Linked DNA regions of Homo sapiens: region 2 is linked to region 1. The links are chromatin loops, found by intact Hi-C in ENCODE. Cell type or tissue: heart right ventricle. All regions are shown on one strand. Links, peaks and the distances in the headings refer to the core of each region. The heading gives the core; the rest is flanking DNA. Region 1 overlaps APBA1 (amyloid beta precursor protein binding family A member 1). Region 2 overlaps FXN (frataxin).

Region 1 (16,737 bases), core at 8,470-10,969:
AAGACTGAGATAGAACTCAGAGGATTGGAGTGGGTTTTAATAATGAACAGTAAGAAAAGAAAGTGGTAAATTAGTGGTTGCATTTAAACAAATATTGACTAATTACAATAATAATGACTTTGAGGAGTGGGGGTTAAAAAGCAAGATGGAATTAAGGTGCTAGATAACAATCATGGAAGGTGGTAGGTGGTAATTGGAGTTAAAGCCTTCTAAGATCCTTTTTTTATTCTGAAAGAGGGTAGAAATATTAACTTTGAGTCAGTTGTAAAAATTTAAAGTAATCTTGCAAACTAATGCAGGAACAGAAAATCAAATACTGTATGTTGCCACTTGTAATTGGGAGCTAAATGATGAGAACTCATGGATGCAAAGAAGGGAACAACAGACACTGGGGTCTGTGAGGGTGGAGGATGGGAGGAGGAAGAGTAACTATTGGGTACTAGGCATAACATCTGGGTGACGAAATAATCTGTACAACGAGCCCCTGTGACATGAATTTACCTGCATAACAAACCTGCACATGTACCCCTGAACCTAAAATAAAAGTTATACATATAATGTGTATATATATATATATATATATGTGTGTGTGTGTGTGTATGTGTGTGTGTATATATATATAATTTAAGATAGTCACAAGAACAATAGAAACAGAATGATGTCTAACTTTCATATCAGTTAATTGGAAAACAAGAATAAGAAGTTATTGAACCTAACAGTAATCAGGAGAGAAGAAAAACAGGAGCATAGAAAAGACATAGTAATTAGAAATTACTAATGGAATAATGGGTGCAATAAAATTAGTAATCACAATATAAGTATAATTTATTAACAGATTTAATGTTTAACATCTGTTAGAAGATGGAGATTCCTCCATGCTATTTATAAGAGACTTTCAAAGCCAAATAACACAAAGCAAAGGGGTAGAAAAAGATAAATCAGGAAGACAGTTTAAAAATTGAGAGCCAATAAAAACCACATTACTGCCATGCAAAATAGACTTTAATGCACAGATAATTTTAAGGAATAATTCATCAGAAAGCCATTAAAGTCTTGAGCTTGAACTCTCAAAGTAAGCAAAATTTAATAGAATGACAAGGAGAAATAGACAAATTCATAATTATAATCAGAGATTCTAACATGTATGCCTCAGAAAATGAAATGATCAAAGTTGTGGAAGATTTGAACAGCACAATTAATGAATGTGACCTTTGTGCTATATAAAGATTCCTGCCACAAGTTAGACAATATACATTTCAAGCACAACATACATACATCATTTATAAGAATGGAATCTATATCTTCAGCCAGAAAAGGAGTATCAGTAAAGGGTAAACCAGGCAAAATAGAAGACAACCGGGAGCACTGAGGCTTGTGGCAAACAGGAGAGAATGCACCTTCTTAAGGCGAAAGCAAAAGGAAACCATTCTGCAGCCTATGGCTTCTGGTTTGAACATTCAAAGTGACTGCATTATCAGAAACCATCCAAGCCAAATGCCTGCTGCTGCCTTTCCATCTTGTTGCCCACTCTCTCACCTTTCGACCACTCATTGATATCTGTGTTCAAAGAAGGGAAAGGTGTTATCAGTCATCTTGGAGTCATAAACATTTCTGATGGCAGGCAACAGGGCAGCAGGAGGGAGCGGGTGAGGAGGAGGAAGAAGCTATTGCCTAAGGCTAGGTTTATGGATTCTGTGATGAATTTTGGGTTATTCATTGTTCTTCATTGCCAGGAGTTCACCTCTAGGTGAAGTTGTGTAAAATCTTGCTTTGAAGATACTGAAAATGGATGAAATAATTTTCTTCCTGGATGAAGATAAGGCTTTATTTATCTACTAGAACCCATTTAATAAGCACCTACACTTTGTCATGGCTGAAGGAGCTATGTGACCCTGAGAAGACTTGGCCATAGATTCTCTTTGTGGAGTTGGGTGAGTTCAGGCTTTATCAGGAAGATTATGGGCATTTTACTTAGATATCAAATTGTCTCACCTCCTTTGTCCATGTTTTATGAATAATAGTATTCATGATCGTGGATACAATATTCTAGATTTGGTGTATAGCCTCCTAATTTGTTCATCTACAGCATTCTTAACCCCTTATAAATGTTTCATGCCAGCCTCTCATTTTGTTAGATTTTAGTGTCTCCTCTTTATCTTTTGCTGACCTAGAAATTCTAGAGGCAGCTCCATTTTTAGGCTGATGAAACGCAGCGATCCCTGAAGCGATCTGGCAGTCTCCCATAGGTAACCTCCTTCAAGCTTGAAATGACTCCATTATTACTATGAGTCCCTGCCCTTGAGAACATTTTAGCTGAATGTTTGCTAATTTCCTTTTCCACGCTGCCTCTGCACATTAGATATCAGTCTGTTTCCTAAAATCTTTCTTAACTTTCCTAAATTAAGGCTTTGATCACCAAATTATGTATCCCATGGGTGCTTTTGGTTGACACAAAAGAAATAAAACAACCTGTCACAGTTAATTTTACAATATAATTAAAGAGCCAAAGCAACTGTTGAGACTGGGCATCATCCCCTATCTCTAAGGAATAAATAATGCAGAGGCTCGTGTTTTTCTAAAAGTGCTAACTATTGGTCCCTTGGCAAAGAATAATAAAGTACAACTGCACTGGGCCACAAACTGGCCCTGGGCATCAGAATTCTCACTGCAGTGGAAGTTGTCTTTGGCTGCAGTTGTGTAAACTCCGACAGGCTGTCCAGCACAAGTGTGACCACAGACTTCCTCCAGTCTAGGTGTGTCCAGGATCTCTCTGCCTTCTTATACTTGTCCCCAAGACTTCAGTCTTTAGTGTGGACTGAACAAAGATGTAAATGCTGTGGCTTGTTCTTGCTGACCAAAGGAAACTTGATTTTGTTTTAGATCCAGATATATTTGAACTGATTCGATATTTTCCACTTGATATAAAGTGGGGAGGCATGTCAATGTGATAGTAACAGATTTCTCTTCATTATGTTTATATCATTGCTGTGCTTTAAGGGTTCCTATGAAAGACTTCATTCACTGAATGTGAGTCCCTTGTTGGAGAATTTCTAAATGCTTTTGTGTTTAAGTAGCTATTTGTTTTGAGCTAGAAATATGAAAGTGGTTTGGTTTTTGTTTTTTTTCTTTGTTGTTGCCACTTAACTGCTTCCTCTTTTGGGGTTGATCAGTTTTAGGTTTAGATTAAAACAGGCACCTGAGTCATAAACAAACTTTAACAGATAAATGGATAATATTCTCATTATATAACTAGCTTATTATAATTCTTATGAATAACACTAAGGCCACAATGGATAAATGAGCAGAGGACATGACAGTTTCCTAAAGAGAAAATCAGATGGCTAGTATGCATCTCAAAAACTGTTCCACTCACTAGTAATAACAGATGTAAATTAAAGCAACCATGAAGTATCCTTTCTCATTGCTAAAATTCTACTTTAGTTACTTATTTCTAGACATTTTAATTTTAAAAAGGCATTAAATATTTTGATGAATCTTGTTAAGTTGATAAAACTTTTTTTATATTTTGCCAAAATGTTTGTTAAATACCAAATATACTACCAAGTATGCCAGTATAGAAGGATAGATGGCTGGTTCTCTGCACCCTTTTCTATATTGAGATGATTCATTCTTTGAATTTTGCCAATGATTAAACAAATTACTGCACAACATATGAGATAATACTTGCAGGCATTAAATTTATATTTATGGATATTTTACATAACACAGAAAATATGCTTATAAAAAGGACAAATGACATTTTATGTAGCCCCAGCCTTCAAAACTCATATAGTCAAATAGAATACAAGGGAGGGTGAAGGGTGTGTGGTATCTAGCACCACCAGCCTGGTTATCCATTCCTTCTATTCCCTCGCCACACAGTCTAAGGAATGTTTTAAATCTGGGTGAAACAGCCCAATGCTATAGCTTGTTTCCTCCCATGCATTGAAAAATGATTGCACAAATGTTATTAAAACTTATCTCTGTGGTTAAATAATCTACTACTCTTTGGAAGAAACCTGGACCGTCTCCAAGCAAAATGACTTTCTGATGTTGCAATGCTCTTGTCTGCCATGCCTCACTTAGTTTTGAATGCCTGAATTATGGGAATGTCGTTTTCTTAGAACACGTGCGGGACGTAGGAATCATCAGTTGTGCTCCAGCTCTCTTAGCTTAGTCTGTCTCCATGCTATCATCTGTTATGTCTGCGATGAATGCTTAAGAAATGGTCTTGTGAAGAGAGCTGATCTTTCTGCAGGTGTTCTTACTACTGAATCAAAATAAATAGAAAAAGCTCTCATAAAAAGACTTATCTTTGGAATCTGAGGACATCACCATGTGTGTTTTTTTTTTACCCTAAAAATATCTGCTGTTCTTTGCTATTTTTAAAGTGTGTGCTTATTTGAGAGGCAGTAGCAAAATCTCTCATTCAAAATAATCTTATTTTTAAGGTAGAAAAAAATTAGAACTGATGAAATGTTTTGACTGGTGTATCATGGAGGCACTGAGGAAAGCTGTTCTTATGAGCACATAGGTCTTTGTTGTATAATATTTAAGCTCCTTGTGTGCCGCTGGAAACTTCTAGAGTTTCTCTGGGTGCTGATCATTTTGGAATGGAGATATTAGAGGTTTGCAGTTCTCATCATCAAAAACCACTAATGGATCACAAGTGAGTTAGTTGTACCTATATCTAACTTCTTCAAGTATAGAATATATGGTGCCTACTAATTGTATAAAGATGTCTTAGTGTAAGGAGAATTGGGTGGGCTTTAGAATGTGACACCCTAGGATCAAGTTCTGGGTCTGTTACTTACTAAGTACATGACCTTAATTTACTCTTAATTTACTTAATGCCCCTGAGTCTGCTTCTTCACCTGAACTGTGGGAAGAACAATACTCACTTGGTAGTGTTGTGAGGATTAAAGATAGTATGTGTCCTATGGAAGAATCAATGTATGCTATTACCATTAATATTTCCGTAGCATTTTATTGACACTGTAAACAGTAGGTATTTGAATATGTTGCTTTTTTCAATGTCTTTACAATTCACCCAAGTTGAACATGATATACTAGGGGCTTAGTTTCTAATCTGGATGAGTTTTTCCAGGTGACACACACTTTCTGTCACCTTTGTGCTCAATTGCATGCCCTGCTGAGATGGCTCAAGGGGGTCTCTGTTGTTTTCTAAGACCTGGAAATGGAGCCCTTTTCACCAGAAAAACCAATAAGACCATATAAGATTCAGTCCACACTTGTGTGTTTATTAGCACCACGCTGAACCAAATATATTTAATTGGATGCTTAATCATTTTGATTCAGATACTTTATAGGGTGTGAGAAAGGTATATTCTATTTGTGGCAGGAACTTGTGATGTAAAGTATGTAGAACAGTCTGTAGAAAAGATCTGTGGCTCCTAAACTTAGAATTCTCAGATCATTTGCTATGTCCATCTATCCCAGTCTTAACCCCCATGGAAATCTGTCAAAAACAGTGTCCGTGCTGGAAGTGACCTAAATGTGCATCAGTAAAATAATGGATGAACAAATTGAAGTATATTCATACCATGCTATACTGCTCAACAGTGAAAAATTCTGAGTTACTGATAGATACAATGACATGGGTGAATTTTAAATCATTATATTGAGTTAATAAAGCCAGACACAAAAGAGTATATACTCTAAGATTAGATTTTTATGAAGTTCAAGAACAGAACAAGTACATCTAATCTCTGATGATATAAGTGAGAATAGCAGTTACCTATAGGGGTAAGGGGAAGTATTGGCTGAGAAGGGGCAAAAAGGAATTTTCTAGGGTGATGGAAATGGTTTATATCTTACAAGGATGTGTATACAAGCGCACACACACATACACACATTCATCAAATTGTACATTTAAGATCTGTGCATTTATGGTATCTAAGTTATACCTCCATTAAAAGAAAAGTGCCAGCTGGGCATGGTGGCTCATGCCAGCACTTTGGGAAGCCGAGGCAGGCAGATCAATTGAGCCCAGGAGTTCAACACTAACGTGGGCAACATGGAGAAACCCTGTCTCTACAAAAACAATACAAAAATTAGCCGAGTGTAGTGGCACATGCCTGTATTCCCAGCTACTCAGGAGGCTTAGGTGGGAGGATTGCTTCAACCCTGGTGGTTGAGGCTGCAATGATCTGAGATTGTGCCACTGCACTTCAGTCTGGACAACAGAGTAAGACCCTATCAAAAAAAAAAAAAAAAGCCCAAGAAAGGGCACCATTTCATTTGCAGAGATGAGCAAGGTGAGGGTAGAAGGAAATTAACTCTGAAAAATATCAGTCTCTCTAGGGTTTACATTTTATAAACTCCATTTCTGTAAAATTGAAGCGACCACTCAACTCTGATTTTAAAACCCAATGAAACCTGTCAGGGTAGCTTCCTGTACATGAATGAATTGGATCTCAACTTTTTTAAGTATAGCTTTTGCTCTGAAACAGAATAAACAGTATAAACAGTACTCACTTTAACAATAAGTTCTAGTCTTGAAATGCTAGACAGCGTATCTGTGTTGAATTTAGAAGTGTCATTGATTTTAAATCTCTCTTTGGATGCATTGATATTTCAATTTGGAGAAAAGAACAAATTGGGTTGTAAATTCATCTTCCCAGCTTGGGTTTGTTAAAATCCTCCATGGGGGTAGTGGGGGAATAAGTTACTTAGAGATGAATGTGAGTGTGCATTTGAACTCAATGTGAATTGATTTTCGTGCAGGACATCTTCATTTTATACATAAATAATGAGCCATTAGCTGATTACTCTCCATTCGCTCTGTGGTACGTGTTTTCTAATACTTGAACAGAAAAACACAATGAATCAAGCAAGGTGGAGGACATATCTAGGCTCAGCCTAAATGTAATAATCACCCAACTTGTGAAGATCATCTTGGAGGCAAACACTGGTGCTATCATTTCATTTTTTCCTTTTTAAAATCCTCATGATGGCTGAAAATTTTGTAAACAGCCTCTTCCATTGTCATATTCAAAGCTTTCAGGATACTTTCTTCTCAGTCTTTCCAGCCATATTCCCAACACTTCTGCAGGAACTGCCACCTCCAAGTTTCTGTCCATAGTGAACTGTGTGATATGTCTTTAAAACTCTGAACAGTTTCATGTTGGCCTCTCAGCACAAGTCAGTTCTTCCCCTCCTGTGTGTCTTTCCATCTCAAACCATAGATGCCATGCCTTCTGCAGAGTAGGCATTAAAGTTTTATGGAATTAAGGGAAGTAGAGAAAGAGAAAGCCTGCAACTGTCTGTACAGCGAAGATTAGAAGAAAAAATGAAATGTTGCAGATTTACCATTTCATGGTACACAGGTTTTGCACTGATAGAGATTTCATGGAACCTTTCAACAGCCTTGTTTCTCCTTGCCTTCAAACTCCATGATACAGAGTAATTAGGATTTTCGTTCCAGCAATAAAAAAGTTCACCCAGACTTCTTTTGTAATAAAATCATGTAATATTGGCAGAAAAAATACAGAAAACAAAGAGATTGGTCCTGAAATTCCATAAGCTAATGTTTACAAAGTAAACAGATTATTTTACTTTTTTTTTTTTTTGAGGCGGAGTCTCACCCTGTCACCCAGGCTGGAGTGCAGTGGCATGATCTCAGCTGACTGCAACCTCCGCCTCCCGGGTTAAAGCGATTCTCTTGCCCCAGCCTCCCGAGTAGCTGGGATTACAGGCGTGTGCCACCACGCCCAGCTAATTTTTTGTATCTTTAGTAGAGACAGGGTTTCACCATGTTGGACAGGCTGGTCTCGAACTCCTGACCTCATGTTCCGCCCACCTCAGCCTCCCAAAGTGCTGGGATTAGAGGCATGAGCCACCGCGCCCAGCCAGATTATTTTACTTTTTAAAATATTGATGTTAAGTTGTGAAGCTACATATGCTGTTACAAGTGACAATGTATAGCAGTGTTAACAAAGCAGCCGTGACCTCATTCCTGGAAATCTGTCACCAAGGCCATCCAAAAAGTATCCATTAAATTACTTTTCCAGATTTTTTCTTGTCCCAAAAATATGTTTAATGAACTTTATCTGAAGGCAGGATATGTCAATACTATTTTTTCTCATAGCTAAGGTTTAACACGCTCCTGATAAGGTTTTAAGATATTCATATAATGTATGTATTTTATGTATATTTACTTATATATTTATACATATATCTATGTTTATACATATCTATGTATGCATATTGATAGACTGTACACATATATCCATGAGATGTCCAATAAATTACTTACACATGGTAGAGGACTGTATGATGCTCCTCTTTGCTCCCACCTCAGGACTTTAGAACTTGCTGTTCACTTTGTATGGAATGCTTTTCCCCAGATAACTACATGCTCACTCTCCCATCTCCTGTATCTTCACCCTTGTTTATTCTCTTTACAGCACTTCTCAGAGCTCACAGGATATGTTTAATTATTTCTATTGTAAACTCCTCAGGGTAAGTTCCATGAGGGCAAAGACCTTGTTCATTTTATTCACTTTATATCCCTCGTGCTTATCACAATGCCATATAATAGAAGCTCACTAAATATTTACAGAATGAATGGATGAATGAGTGACTTAAAGGTAATTTGCTCCAACCCTCTACCATAATACATGATTTCTCTTTGTATTATTTCAAATAAGAACCTACATTAATGAATTAATTGAAGGGCACTTATAAAATAATATGGGAACAAACTGAATACAGAAGAGGTAAAAAAATAAAATAAAGGATGACTGAATTGATTTGAGAAAGAGGATGAGAAAAATTCCAGAGAGCATTTAAAAGGAAAGGAGGAAGAAGAACTCAATCTAACTCATGTTTATATCATGGAAAGAAATTGCATAATTTTCCATCAAGTTTATTATTTTTATCACTGCATCCCTAAGTTAATATGTGCACAACACTTTACAGTTACAAGTACAGTTTATAATAAAACAGCTAAATAAATGAAAGCAAGCTGCATGAGGACTGATGAGAATATATCATGAACCAAAAGATTATAAGGTCCAATACAGAAAACACTGTACATATCTCATCTAATTTAGACCTCATAACAATCATAGAAGTTAAGTGGAACTGGTATTATTCCCATTTTTCAGATGTAGAAACTGAGTCTCAGAAACTTTAAATGATGTGCCTCAAATTTGCACATATTATGTATACCAGACTCCAGATTCTGTGCCATATCTTTAGGATCGAAAGCCTGTACTAAATGATTGGAAAACTCAGTTCCAATTTTTCAGCAATCCTGGGAAATAAGTTAGAAAAATATGAATTAGAAAATTATATCTCCTCTGTCCCAATGTAAGCCTTCTTTCCGTGTTTCTATCCACCTCAAAGTATTCCTTTTTTGAAAAAGTTACGATTTGTTTTAAAGGTCCCCTACTTTTATTTTTTCTTCTTCCTCGGACACTTTATAACTATTGATTGAATTGATATGAATCGAATTTTTCGGATGTAAAAGGTTCTTCACTGTGCAGTTACCCTCTTTTACCACGAGAGGTCACCTACAGGCCAGTGAGGCCGAGGGGTTTTGAGAAGTCGTAGACGAACTTGAGAGTTAAAATTCATGGGCCATGTCATGATTCTGATAGAGTGTGAAGTTGGTGACTCATAGGATCGAAGTGGCAAAAAGTGAAATATGTGGGTTTTGAGACAACTTTGGGTGAAAGTGGGGCAGAGGGCAAGACGACAAAAAGTGCAGAGGCCTCGGCTGGCTGTGTATCCTCTCTACGACATTCTTAAACAGTGTTCTAAGCACCTATAGTGTCCCAGGCATGGGCTTAGTGTTTGGAGAATGACAGTAAGGCTACAGCCTCTCCTCCCCAAAACCCACATCTAGCAGGGTGACTGACAGCCAGCCCACTCTTTACATCCACTAATGTGCCCTGTCCTTTGCTTTAGAGATGAGATTGCAAAGTGAGAGCCTGCAACGGCCTTCCCCTGGATTTGTTTGGCGTTGGCGCTTGTGCTGTTCTGTAACTACTATATATTGCTTTTTCTTCTACCTGGCTTGCTTCACTCATTTGCATCATCTGTGTGGCCCTGTAGACATTTGAGTCTGTCCCTGTGATTTCCCTGCATGCCCATCATGAAGACTAGCCCTACCCGGCCTTTGCTCTTACTCTAAGAGGTCTGGTTCCCACCACCCCGGGCATTTCAGGGCTTCAGCTGTCCTGCTGCCTCAGCAGCTGCTTCTGTAACAAAGTAGATGTCAGCTACTTCAACTCCAGATGAGATCCGAAGTCAAATGAACTTGTTTGCCTCAAAGAGAAGAACAAAGGGGCTTTGTGGGGAGGAGGGGAGCATTGCAACCAGTTAATGAGCAGAGTGTTCAATCTAGAGCATGTCCAACATGGCCAGCCCTGAGGGCATGTGTGACCAAATGGCATTGGTGCAGGCAGCCTCCAACAGCACATAACCATGTTCTTTCTCTTCCAGGGTTTCAGTCCTTCCCCATCTTTTCCTTTTTCTTGCTTACCTCCTGAGCACCCTATTGCCTTTTACCCTTTAATGGCCTCCAGTCCGTTAATTTGTCAGAAACTGTTTCTGTGCAGGTAAGGAGACATTTCATTTATTAGCTTGCTTAAAGCTATGAAGAATATTTCGGAAGAGCTTGCAGCCTCTGCCAACCCACTTATATTAGTTTCCTATTGTTGCTGTAACAAATTACCACAAACGTAGTGACATAAAACAACAAAAACCTATTATCTTAAGGTTCTGTAGATGGGAAGCTGACACAGGTCCCATGGAGCTAAAAGCAAAGCGTCGGCAGGGCTCTGTCCTTTCTGGAGGATCTAAGGGATGATCCATTTTCTTACTCATTCAGGTTGGCAAAATGTAGGTCCCTGAGGTTGTAGGACTGAAGTTTCCATTTCCATGCAGCTGTGGGCTGAGGGTCATTCCCAGCTGCTTGCATTGCTTGGTTTATGTTCCTTTCTCCCGTCTTCCAAGTCAGCAGCAGGAGAGGGGATTGTGCCAAGTCCTCCTCATGTTTTGAATCTTTCCTCTTTCTTTGGTCCCATCTCTCTGACACAGTTGGAAAAGATTCTCCATTTTTAAGGACTCATGATTAGGTTGGGCCACCCAGATGATCCAGGATAATCTCCCCATTTTAAGATTCATCCTCTTAATTAGGTCTACAAAATCCCTTTGTAATGTAAGGTAACATCTGTACAAGTTCTGGGACCCAGGGTGTGGACATCTTTGGAGGCCATTTTCCACTGACCACACCACTGAACCCATCTCTTGGGTTGGTAGGAACCCCAGGTGGTGGTTGTGTTGGAAACCAGACATGGAGTAGACTGCTGAGTAAAGCACTTGACTGAAATGGGGAAAGCTTGGATCTTCTTCCAGCCTTGAAGTCATGGCACTGGCCAAGGCAGTGGGGCTTTGGTTCTTTTAGGGTATCACCAATATGTCTAGCATTAAACTATCTTAAAAATGGACAATTAATACAATTGCCTCAAATTCTAGTAATCAGCATTTTCAGTGGCTAGTGTAAGAGAGACCTATTCAATATGCATTCTTCCTTTCTTCATTACTAAGAGAACCCAGATTTTATTTGGGGTAGCAAGGTGTCCAGCCAAACAACAACCCTGGTTCTAAGTTTTCCTTGCAGCTAGGGGTGGTCAGTGTGACACATTTCTGGTTGAGGAGATATAAATGGAAGTCACTAGATGGGGATTCTAGGGAAGCTCTCTAAAAGAAGCTGACTGCTGAAATGCACCTTCTTTACCTATGCCCTGTCCCTGTTGCCTGCCTGGAATACAGACACGTGGCAGGCACTGAGGCTGCCATCTTGGAAATGTGGGAGTCAAGCTCTAAGGATGGCTGACTGGAGAGCTGGAAAGAGCTGAGTTGTTCCGTAACAGTATTGTAAAACTCCAGTACCATCCTTGGACTGTCCCCCTCTGGATTTCTTTTGTATGAGAGAACAATATTGAGGGCGTGAGAGAAGAGGGGTTGCCCTGTTCTTAAGCAACTGAATTTAATTCCTCACTGGTCTCTGTACTCCGACAATTGATTCTCAATCTAAAGACTTACAAGATTCATAAGTGTCTTCTAGCAACAGGAAATAACCTGTGAAAAAGGAACTTTCTTAATACTAAATTTAGCCCTAATAATTTCAAAACAGAAGTAGTTTTAAATGTATGCGTAACACTTTTAAACTGCCGTAGCTTTTTCACATATGTGATCTCATTTTATCATTGCAGTAACTCTATAAAGTAGGTGGGTCAGAAGGGTGCATATCAGCATTGCCTTCATTGACACTTCAGGAAACTGAGGCACAAAGAGCTTCAGCAGCCTCTTAAAGATCCTAAGTTATTGTTTATATCTTTTAACTCTAAACCATTTGCTCTCTCCTGCTCCTTACTTTAAGATTTATTCCCTAATGTTATATATTATAAGAAACATAGTTTATGATGTTTTTTCTTTTGCCCACCATGTGTATTTAACATGGAAAAATGATAAAATTAATCTTTGCAAAGTATCTCTCCCCCCAGAAATGGGCAACTTACTTAAGCTAGTTCTAGTTAAGGAGGAATTGGTCACACCTATAGAAAGACCTCTCAGAAAAGAGGATGGCCAGACCCTAGGAATGGATCTGTGACCGTGGAAGCCATTAGGGGGCAGCGCCCTCTTGGTTATCTTACTCCCTCCAGTTTTCTTGGTCTTCCCTAATTAAATCATGGCAGCTCAGGCAGAGTCCCTGAGTGGGAACAGTTCCTACAGAAATGGAACTGTGGGCAGGAAAAGCAACCCACAACATATCTCTGGCAGTTATTTCCCCAGCACTGAAGTAGACTGACCTCCGCATCAGAATAACTCGCTCTGCTACTGTTGTGAATGCTCTGATCAGAAGGATTTCAGATTTCCACAGTTTCATGGGTTAGCCTGAAAGGCAAAATGCTGATTTTTATGCTGATGAAATAAAATGTAGGCCAAAAAATACAAATGATACCCCCCAAATACAAATGACAACCTCATTTTCAGATTGCATTCTCAATCTGAAGGACTGAAGAATTCTCAGTCTGAATTCCTAATTTTTTAAAGTAAATTTATCTTGTATAATTTCAAAGTTTGTCATACTTTAGAAAATTTATAAACTTATGAAAAATAAAAAAGTGTTTTCCCTCTAGCTAAAGCAGAAGTAGCTCTTCAAATACCCCCTCTTTCTTTGAAGAGGTGACTTCCACCTGTATCTTCCATGATGTTTACAAGCATATATACTGAAGGTCATTCATTTGTAAGTTAATTGGCAAAAATATCTTGTTTTCAAATACTCTTTCTTTTTGCATTCAAAGTCATTTCACATCTGAGCCAAAATGAGAAGATTCAGGACATTATAAAATCATCATCATGAATGCGTGATGACTTTATAGTAAAGAAGACTTCTTACATATGTGCATTTTAAAAGTCACCCTGACGGTTACAAATTGTAGCAGAATAGGCTCAGGCTCTGACATCAACGTGTTTAGAATCCAGAGGGAGAGACAGATTGAACATGTGATAAATAATAAGAACAAAAAAATCCAACGCTTTATGACTATCTGCAAGCATCTTCCGTGAGTTAGCAGGTGTCTCCCTGCCTGATGTGATCCTGTGTTCTTGTTTATATTGGCTAGAATTTTCAGTTTCAAGTAGTAGAGACTAACTCAAGCTAGCTTAAAGAGGAAAGAAAATGGGGACAAGATATAAAGAATTGGGAAGTGTCTTACAGGTTCCAAGAACCAGAGGTGCAGCCTGGCCATATGAGGGACTGGAAAGCCAGCAAGAATCTAGGCAGCTCTTGTTTTTTGTGTGTTTTGATTTTGGTTTTGGCTTTTTGTCCCAGTCTCCCACATCTGTCCGTTCTTTCTCCATTTTAATTTTTCTTTGCCGGCTAGCACATCATCTATCAAGCCCATTTTGTTTAGTCTGGCTAAGTCACAACTCCTAAGGTAGTTTTGTTCCTCCATTCATGAAACCAGCCCAGATGAGAATTGAAATCTCTTAGTCCCATTTCTAAATTTCTGTAGAAAACTATGACCTATTCTGGGTGAGGGGTCTACCCCTAGTCAATTGGCTAAGGCCAGGGGGAAGAAACAGGTCCTAGGATCATGTGGATAGTGGAGAAACAATTCTAGAGAAGGTAGAACTCTGATAAGCTGAACAGAACCCCCAAGAGTGTCTTCTAGCTTCATTGAAGAACCATACATTGGATTTTAACCGGTGGGCCAAGGCCCTCCCTGGGTAGAGAATGGTGGGTGCAGGGGGGTGGGTGGAGACTTATATTTACTGAAGGGATCCTTCCTTGAAACCATCTACCTAGATAACAAGCATTCTCTATAGACTGAAAATAAATGGTATATTTTGAGCATATGTGTTGTAGAAGCTCTTAAAATTCATGCAATTTAAATTCTTTCAGTATGTTACCAAATTAGTTATATGTTTTAGTCATCATATGTCTTCAATATCAATAGTAAGGCTATTCTTTTGTGGGAGGAGTCCCTATTATGCAAAATAATGAAGGACCCTGTGTATAAGGTTAGGTATGGACTAAAAGTCTGTATGAGTAGTGAGGATTGGCTGGGATGTTCAACAGAAAGCTCTGCACATGAATTTTATTTTATTAGTTCCCTTATTTTCTTATATTATCATGAACCTGTCTAAAGACATCTTACTGCATGGGAGTATGTTATATGCATGTATAATAAATTGGTAGAAAGCCATTCTGAATGATAGATAATATTTAAATTGACTTTGTATTACTTTCAGCTATATTCAGTAACAGAAACTCAGCCATCAAAGAGTGACAGGGGAAGGTCCTTTGCAATGTGCCATAAGAAATATTTAAGCATGACTTGTAATTTGCATGCTGATTGTTGAAATGTGAGCAAATGCTTTTGAAGTGTTTTTAAAATATCCCTTAATGGTACCTTACATATGCAGGTACTGTTTGCAAACTCTTTTCATAGATATTGAGGAAGGAAAGTTTAAATTCAGCCTAAAAATAATAATAACAAAAAAGAGTAGTAGAAGGTAGTATTACTACGCAGTTTCTTGATACGAGCACTCCACACTTTATAAACATAATTTTATTCTTGCAACAAATGTGGATACTGAATCTATGCCTGTTTTATCCAGAAGGAAATTGAGTTTGAGAGGCCTACAATTTATGTCAAATTATTTGGATCCAAATTAATTTGTTTTTATACTGTGCAAAATACTCCTTTGAATGGAAGCAATGATGGCAGAGTGATCCAATTAACCCATTAGGTTAAGCAGGGAAATTTCAGACATTGCTAGCAAATTGGAGAGATGCATGGCTTCATTATTAAGACCAGATTCTGGAACAGGTCATATGATGCAAGTTAAAATCCTAACCCCACCAATTATCTGCTTTGTGACCCTGGGAAAGTTACTCAGCCTTTCTGTTCCTTGGTTTCCTCCTCCTTAAATTGAAGGTGGGTAATATAACAACTAGTTCCTAGAGTTCTTATAAGGGTTAAATAATATTTAAGCGCATAGAAGAGTCCCAGGAACATGAAATGCTATTGCAGTGCTTTTGACTGGCATGACCTTCTCAGCCTAGAGCCTGTGCACTTGGTATGTCAGCACAACTGAGGGACTGCTCCCAGAGCTATTTCTTCTTTAAGTACAGGGGGCCAGATCAGTGGCGGTCTGGAAAGGTAGCAGGGTACAAAATCAAGTACTTCCTCAGACCTATAATGCTTTACTTTCTAATGGTTTCCAGGTTTCCTTGCTCTGCCCCAGAGTAGGGAACCAAAACAGCAAGCAGAGCCACAAGTGCAGTGCAGGCTGTGGAGGACAGGCCGGGGGGGGGGGGGGGAAATCCCAGCACAGCAGGGAGTGGAAGTGGAGGGCCAGCTGCCAGCAGCCCGCAGTCCAGGCTCAAAGAACTGCCAGGGGCTCCCTCCAATTAGGGGCCACGGCCCCTCCCAGGCCTGCCAGTCTGTTTTAAATCCATTGAGTGCTGTTCTTAGAAACTAAGGAACCCTAACTAATTGGACAATAAAGGAAGATTTTGGTCTTGAGAGGATGGCACAGTAAATGGAGTTTGCAGCGATTTTGATTGCACTCTTACTCTGCAGCTGGCTGGCTGGGGCCTGCAGAAGCCTCTTAACCTCATTGTGCTGATTTCTCCTGCAAGGAAAACGAGAACTGGTTCACTTGCCCTCTCTTCTCTCCCCAGTAGTCTTCAGAAGATTAATTGCTATTTGTGATTCATTTTGATTTGGTTCAACGAAATACAACTAGGGTGAAATACTGTCCTTCTGTAATTCAGGAGAAATTATCCTTTTTAAGTACAGTGACCATTTATCACCCACACTTGGACACTTTTGAGAATAAAAGGGGGCATTAAACATAATTAAAATTCTATAATTTTGCTTGGAAAACATTTTGGCAGTTTCTTAACAAAACTAAAAATACCCTTACCATACACACAATCTAACAATCACACTCCTTGCTATTTACCCAAATGAGTTGAAAACTTATGTCCACACACAACCTGCTTGTGGATGTTTATAGCAGCTTTATTCATAATTGCCAAAACTTTGAAGCAACCAAGATGTCCTTCGATAGGTGAATGGATAAATAAACTGTGGAGCATCCATACAATGAAATATTATTCAGTGCTAAAAAGAAATGAGCGCTCAAGGCAGAGAAAGACATGGAGGAATTTTAAATGCACATTAC
Region 2 (2,614 bases), core at 1-2,500, 500 kb after region 1:
GCCTGTAACCGAGTGCTCCATTTTTTCTAAGAAAAAGGGAATATGTTGCTTTTCTTAAAAAAAATTATCCTCTCTTCTCTTCTCCTCTCCCCTGGTTCCCGGTTTCCTACTTAGCCCTTCAGAAATGCAAATATAACCTTTCACCTCCCCTTCACCATACATTCCCTTCAGGGCAAGCTTTTCTAACTGTATGCTCTTCCAGAGCACAGATCTCTCCACATGACAGTAGATTCGCAGACCAAAGCAAACCCATCACGGAACTTTCACCTCCAGTGGGTGGTGGCCTGGCACTTCCACCCTTGGGGGTTGCCTCAGGACTTTCATTCACTGGGAGGGCATACTGAAAGCATGCCCACTTGGCCACTGCTACAGCTTATTACTAACCAGGAAGGTGCCAAGTCAACTGTCCTGTAGAGTATGCACGGAACTAGCAGAGGGACCCCCCCACTTGCCCTTGCACACTTCCCCCCTTACCTTATAAAAGTGTCCACTTTCTACTTCCAAGGGGAAGCAGCACTTTTAAAGAAAGGCAGGATGCTTTGTACCCCTCACCCAAGCTAGTTTCGGAGTAAATTCACTTTTTTTGGTACCAGGCCTTGCTCTTGTTAATTGGACTCTGCATCCGGTGAACAACTAACCTGCATTTTGGTTAAATAATCATGCTGAAGTTTTTTTTTTTGGTTTTTGTTTTTTGTTTTTGAGATGAAGTCTCGCTCTGTCGCCCAGGCTGGAGTGCAGTGGCACGATCTCGGCTCACTGCAACCCCCGCCTCCCGGGTTCGAGTGATTCTCGTGCCTCAGCCTCCCGCGTAGCTGGGATTACAGGCACCCGCCACCGCACCCGATTTTTTGTATTTTTAGTAGAGACGGGGTTTCACCATGTTGGCCAGGCTGGTCTTGAACTCCTGGCCTCAAGTGATCTGCCCTCCTCAGCTTCCCAAAATGCTGGATGTGAGCCACCGCACCCAGCCCTATATTAAAGTATTTTAGGAATATTTCTTAGGATTTTTTTTTTTTTACCTTCTTTTAGTGCATTACAGTGATTCTCCCTGTGTCTCTCTAAGCCCGTGTTTTCCAATAGGCTAGCCAACAAGCCACACGTAGCTATTTACATTTAAATTTAATGAGATAAAATATAAAGTCAGCTCCTCAACTGCACCACCAGTTTCGAGAATCCTGTGGCCACATGTGGCTAGTGGTGCAGACACAGCATTTCCATCACATCAGGAAGTTCTACTGGGCAGGGCTGCTGCAGGCTGTTCAGGTTACAGGGTGGTTAGCAGGAGGCTGGGAGGCATCCACAATGCTCTTAAAAGGTCACTAAGAGAGGCAACAGGAAATAGCAAGAGGCAGAATCCTGCTGAAGTCCAGAAGATTTGGCTCTGACTGCTGACTGCTGTCTGACAGATCTTATTATCATGATCTGCAGGACAGAATGTGACCTGTTGATTTTTTTTAGTCCCTAACTGCTGGACATCCAGGTGACAGGGTCTGAGTTGATTACCACCAGCTCTGCTGACCAGCTGGGGAGATGAAGGAAATAATCAGACAAGAGCCACTGGGGCACAAGAGTGGTGCAGCTGGAGTAGGGAGATGCAGGGGAGGTGACAGGGGAGGTGATGGAGCGAGGAGGGGGCGCCCTGGGTCTTGCCAAGGACCTCAGCTGGACGTCATCCTGGGAAGGCACCGAAGGGCTTTAAGAGATTGGTGATAAGGTTTACATTCTCCAAAGGTCACTGGTTGCCATGGAGAGAAGAGGCGAGAGACTGTTAGTTACTGCTCTTGAGCCAGCAGTGCCCTTAGCAAACTCAGAAAAGAGAAGGCAGAAGGCACAGGGCTGGGAAGTAAGTGGAGGAGGAAACGGGCTGGGGGACAGTGGATGGGGAGGGTGGGGCAGAGTGCAGACCTTAGAAACACATGTCTCTGAAGAAGTGAGAGGGCAGCCATGATAACCACTGTTAGAGCTATCGCACATTCTACAGTGTTCTCCATCTGCTTGACACTGCTCTCAGCCTTTATGTAAATGGACTCAGTCTTCATTACAATCCTGTGAGGGACGTACTCTTATTACAGTCCTTATTCTTGGTAGTTATGTGCTACAAAGTTGCCACAAACACTCAACGAGCAAATTATTTATAGGAGAAATACAAGGCTAGGTACCCTGTAAGCTGCTGGTCACAACATTGTTACCAATCGATCAATATATAACCTTATTTCTGTTTAAAGACACCTTATGTAATATATATAGTTGATTCATTAACACTGATCTTGGCTGGGCATGGTAGCTCACACCTGTAATCCCCGCACTTTGGGAGGCCAAGGTGGGAGGATTACTTGAGCTCAAGAGTTTGAGACCAACCTGGGCAACATAGAGAGACCTCATTTCAACTTGAAAAATAAAAAACATGAGGCCGGGCATTGTGGTTCGTGCCTATAATCTCTGCAGTTTGGGAGGCGGAGGCGGGTGGATCACCTGAGGTCAGGAGTTCAAGACTAGCCTGGCCAACATGGTGAAACCCCGCCTCTACTAAAAACACAAAAATTAGCAAGGCGTGATGACATGTGCCTGTAATCTGTGCTACTCAGGAGGCTGAGGCAGAAGAATTGCTTGAATC

What was found. Peaks named below come from ENCODE experiments on the same cell type or tissue, not always from the same donor. Only the 100,000 strongest peaks of a DNase experiment are listed, where the experiment ranks them.
Region 2: a loop joins it to region 1, with 5 times the contacts of the local background. A loop is called at or near these places in 21 of 110 quality-filtered maps.

The regions. Positions count from the first base shown.
Region 1 is chr9:69,542,408-69,559,144 of GRCh38, reverse strand. All of the region lies in intron 1 of APBA1 (amyloid beta precursor protein binding family A member 1), which reads left to right. Among named protein-coding and RNA genes, the nearest start is that of APBA1, 120 kb to the left of the region's middle. In heart right ventricle, for the core only: CTCF peaks have their summits at 9,325 and 9,531 (motif pointing right); no DNase peak of the experiment used is centred there.
Region 2 is chr9:69,043,678-69,046,291 of GRCh38, reverse strand. All of the region lies in intron 1 of FXN (frataxin), which reads right to left. Among named protein-coding and RNA genes, the nearest start is that of FXN, 9.2 kb to the right of the region's middle. RefSeq lists an enhancer at 1-922 and a silencer at 1,225-1,519. In heart right ventricle, for the core only: no CTCF peak of the experiment used is centred there; no DNase peak of the experiment used is centred there; H3K27ac peaks cover 1,442 bases.